2 separate regions of the Homo sapiens genome follow, and region 2 is linked to region 1. Evidence: read pairs that join two places in POLR2A ChIA-PET (ENCODE). Cell type or tissue: OCI-LY7. All regions are shown on one strand. Region 1 has its middle 140 kb from the start of LINC01170. Region 2 overlaps ZNF608 (zinc finger protein 608).

The links. ChIA-PET counts read pairs that join two places held together with the same protein. Peaks named below come from ENCODE experiments on the same cell type or tissue, not always from the same donor. Only the 100,000 strongest peaks of a DNase experiment are listed, where the experiment ranks them.
Region 2: POLR2A ChIA-PET joins it to region 1 with 6 read pairs; 4 of 35 experiments call an interaction of 5 or more read pairs at or near these places.

What each region holds. Positions count from the first base shown.
Region 1 is chr5:124,575,960-124,578,459 of GRCh38, reverse strand. No RefSeq gene overlaps it. Among named protein-coding and RNA genes, the nearest start is that of LINC01170, 140 kb to the right of the region's middle. In OCI-LY7, no CTCF peak of the experiment used is centred here; a DNase peak (open chromatin) is centred at 1,329.
Region 2 is chr5:124,635,919-124,638,418 of GRCh38, reverse strand. ZNF608 (zinc finger protein 608) reads left to right here. Exons shown (of 10, transcript NM_020747.3): 10 at 513-1,504. The coding sequence ends at 519. Among named protein-coding and RNA genes, the nearest start is that of ZNF608, 110 kb to the left of the region's middle. In OCI-LY7, no CTCF peak of the experiment used is centred here; no DNase peak of the experiment used is centred here.

The sequences.
Region 1 (2,500 bases):
TAACCAGCTTTTCTTATATCCAAGTGGTAGTACTTCCACCCTCATCCAATTTTGAATTTTCAAATACGAATTGGTGAGTCTAGGGACTTCAGAGCATACCCTTGCTCCTATGTGGTAATGTCCTTAAATAACATAACTGCTGTTATTGTTTTTTTTTTGGTTTTTGTTTTTTGTTTTTTTTTTAGATGGAATCTCATTCTGTCACCCGGGCTGGAGTGCAATGGCACGATCTTGGCTCACTGCAACCTCTGCCTCCCGGGTTCAAGCAATTCTCCTTCCTCAGCCTCCCGAGTAGCTGAGATTACAGGCATGTGCCACCGTACCTGGCTAATTTTTGTATTTTTAGTGGAGACAGTGTTTCACTATGTTGGCCAGGCTGATCTCGAACTACTGACCTCAAGTGATCTGCCCGCCTCGGCCTCCCAAAATGCTGGGATTACAGGCATGAACCATTGTGCCAGGCCAACTGCTGTTATTATTATGTAATGCAGCTGACTTACGTTTCCATAGTTAAAGACAATAATTCCTTCTTGATAGAAATGGCTTATGAGACTGTTGAAAGAATGCTTAGTGCCAATTGGAAGATAAGAGGAGACCGAATTTCAAGTTGTGATTTGCAGAGAAGTGTGGTTGAAGCCATGTCTGTGCACTTGTGAGAAGCTAGAACATCTTCAGTACCAGCAGTGCCTTGATGATCTCCATCAAAGATTGGGAACCATTTAGGATTTCCCAGTACCAAGTGAAGTGTTCAGAAATGCTGACAGCAGACCAAGAGTCTTCCAAATGACATTACTCTTTTAGTTTCCATTTTAATTTAACACAGGTTTACTGAACTGCTTACCAAAATGAACAGTTACTCTTTGGGAAGGCTTCTGGGAGACATTGGGGTCCAAGAACTTTGCCTTTACGACTGGAAAGCAGCAGGTTTAATCATTTTAAACAAATATCATTCATTAAAATAAATAAGTATCATTTGTGAAAATATTTGTGTATTCTATTTTCCTTAAGAGAGCATGAATGGATTTATACACTTTGAATGGCTCCCAGTGGGTTTTGATACTTGAGAAAATCCACTTGGTCATTTGCTGATGTATAACATGTTTGCAAATGGGCAGTTTTTACATGCAGGCTGCCAAAACTACCCGTGGATAACAAAGAGCCCATGTCAAGAAGAGTTTGTTGCTTTCACACTCTGAACGGTCAGTTCTGAGGCACATGTGGGCAGGTCTATGCTATACTTACCACTTGTGTGCCCTAACCAAGAGTGTAGTGTAACCACTGTGTGGTTTGCCCTAAATATAGCCAAGTTCCTGTGATGTTTAAGAGACAATAACCTGCAGGGAATGCAAGCACTTTTCTTAGAAGTCAGTCACCCAAAGCCTCCAACCTAGAGCTCAAGGTGGGCTGAAAGTGGCAGAGTAACTTCCCCAATGCTCATTGCCTTCCCATAAAGAGGAAGGCCTTCAGAAGCCCAAAGTAATGACAAATTCAGGTGACATTTTTGGCCTTCTCTCCATGTCATTTTTATCGAGGCGTAGCATGCATACAGTAACCTGCACAAATCTTGAGTTTAGATGGATGAATTGATATCTGTCTCTCATGTGATTTGAAATAAAACTTAAGTGCAAGCTGTAAAACACAAGCTTTGCAAGTATTTTGAAATTAGAAGGATTTCTTTTTATATTTTCTGATTGCTAATTCTAGATAAATTAATTAAAGCTAAGCTTATCTCTCTTCCTCTCTGTGTATTTGCTTTTAGTGTCTTAAGCACCAGGCTGGTCTGACTCTGTTTAATATAGCCTTGCCTAAGAGCAAGAGAGGGAAGATTTTCTTCCCTTGGTGGTTCCAGACGGCGTGCTCTTGTACCCACAGGAGCTCAAAAGAGAAAATCAGGCTGAAAAACATCTCTGAAAATCTTGGCAATGTGTTTGAGGTGCTCTTTGGTAGTGCTTATTGGAAGCTAGAGGAATTGTGATTCTGGGTTTGAAGCAATCAATAAATCAAATGTAACATCTAAGGTAATTTTAGAGCATTCCCGGGGAAACATGGCTCATTCAGTTGCTCCTCTATCACTTAAAACAGAGTTCTTTGTCTTTGGGGTTGATGAGTAGGTATAAAAGCAAATCCAGAGCAAACTGTCAGATAAAGCAAACTCAATTCTTGTCCTATAATGACAAGGTCATGCACCACATAGAACTGCTTTTAGATTGGCTTTGAGTAAACTCAGATGAAGAAAAATTTGTATTAGAAAAAAAAGAGTGAGAAAAAAAAAACAAAAAACACCTCCCACCTCACCTGAGAATACAGAGGGATGAGAAGGCGTCCAGCTCTGGCAGGGACACTAGCAAATAGCTGTTTCCATAATGACTTCTTTACATTATTGAATACAATGGGAACTTTAAGGGCGACTGCAATAACAGTTTCTCATAAAAAATTAACAAAGAATTTATGGAAATGTAGGAAAAGTCCCAAAGCAATTAGCTTAGATTTCTCTAGAGTC
Region 2 (2,500 bases), 60 kb before region 1:
TGGGCGTGGTGGTGTGCGTCTGTAATTCCAGCTACTAGGGAGGCTGAGGCATGAGAATTGCTGGAACCCAGGAGGTGGAGGTTGCAGTAAGCTGAGATTGCACCATTGCATTCCAGCCTAGGTGATGGAGTGAGACTCTGTCTCAAAACTAAAAAAAAAAAAAACTGTTGGCCGGGTGTGGTGGCTTATGCCTGTAATCCCAGCACTTTGGGAGGCCGAGGTGGGCAGATCACCTGAGGTCAGGAGCTTGAGACCAGTCTGACCAACATGGAGAAACCCCCTCTCTACTAAAAACATAAAATTAGCCAGGCATGGTGGCACATGCCTATAATCCCAGCTACTCGGGAGGCTGAGGCAGGAGAATCACTTGAACCCAGGAGGCAGAGGTTGCGGTGAGCCGAGATTGAGCCATGGCACTCTAGCCTGGGCAACAAGAGCAAAACTCCGACTCAAAAAACAAACAAACAAAATGTTGATAGAACCGTGTGCTAAGGTTTGCTTTTCTTTTGCAGAGAATAACAAGATTGGACATGTACATTGTCATGTGACTGGATCACATGGGGAAGCGCTTTATACAGACATCAGTTCCATGGTGTTAATTTGAAATGCCTTAATGGCAGGCAAAAACCAGTCATTTCATTTTTGTAAATTACAGATTTTATCACAGAGTAACAAATGTTGCTGTAATTAAACTTCTGTTTTATATATATATACGTATACATATCTGTATATATACATATATATATATATAAATATAAATATATTCTTTACTTTTTGTATCAGTAACCAGGCTCGCACACACAGGGTCTGCTGCCACGTCGCAAACCACTCAGTAAAGGAAATTAAAAATGTATTTGTCATGTTAAAAAGTGTTAGCCACAAAAGGCTACTTACTTTCTTTTCCTTTTCCTTTAAAATTGTAAATAAATAATGTTATGTATCAGTGTGCCTGAACCTTGCATATCCTTCACATATTTCCCATAAGCCCCTCAGAAAGGCTAACTGTGATGATGACACTTTGGTACAATTTAGATGTCTATTTGGTGGCTCCTGTTAAAGACGCACCAGTGTAAAATGTTCCTGTAGTCACTGTTTGTACTTGTGTATTGTGGAAAAAGTACTTTTGGAAGGCATGGGGTTGCCAGTACCACAAAAACTGTGTTGTATATAATGTAAAGATTAAAATGGGGAAATAATGAGCATCTGTGAATAATGAGGTGTCATTTTTTGATAATCTTGAATGGCAAATAACCCAATAGCCTGCGTACCAGAGACATCTGTGATTGTTCTATTACTTGAATAGTTCTACAGTCTTTTTTTTTTTTTAATGTTTACAATTATCCAGTTTTAGAAGAGAGAGACTTTAACGCCATTGCCTGGTTACTTGTTTTATGCTGTAATCTAGTTTATTTTATGTAAAATGTATATTGAATGCTTTCCTTTTTTATACCTGCCTTAAATAATTTGGCAATCAGAATTAAAAAGTTTTTTTTTTTTTAAATAATGGCTTCTTGTCTGTCTCATGTTATTTTCTACCTGGCTGATAGTCATTCTAATTTTCAAAGAAGGGTTTCTTAATATTATTAATATCCAATGCATAAGATACAGTAAACAGATATTAACTTTTCTTATAGGATACATAGGTATAACAACCAAATAGTGTGTTTAATTCGGTGAATGTATTCCCATTTACAGGGTATTTACCCTAAACATGGAGCACGATATCACTAGAAATTAGTAGATACAGGTTTCTATGGTATGGAATGATACTTCAAAGATGCAAATGTTATGACATGTGGATAACAGGAAAAATATGTAAAAAGTCATTTAGTCAGTTAGCTGTCATTACATTGATTTACTAGAATATTTTATGCCAAATTTTAACTGCCTCTTCTCTCCCTTCTTTGCTTGGAACAAACACTTACTGAGTGCCTGCTTTATCCCAAGCACTGCACTGGGTTCTGGCATATTGCAGTAAACAAAGCAGACACAAATTCCTGTCTTCATGGAGCTTTCATTTTTTGGTGGGTGGGATAAACATATCATAAAATATCTGAATAATATATAGAGCATGTTAGATGGTTGATAAATGCAATGAAGAGAAATGAAGCATGGGAGTGGGGCATAGTGAATATGTGCTGGAGTTTGTAACTGTAAACAGAGTGGCCACTAAAGAGATGGGGGGGATCCATGCAGACATCTGGGGGAACACCACTGCAGTGACATGGAAGAGCAAGTACCGAAGCCCCAAGGTGGGAGTGTGCTTTGTATGTTTGGACTGGTTGATTTCAGTGCTCCATTCCAGCTGTAAGTTTTTATTATTTTACTATAATTGCTAATGACAGTGCTACCACGTGGTTTACTAAAAAGTTCTTTAAGCTGACGGAATTTGTCTTGGTATAATTTGGTTAGTTCTACCTAGAGGCCTTTGCATCAGAAATGAATAGAATTTTGCAATCAAAAAGAAATGTTTCCCTTGATTTTGAAAGACCACCTTAGA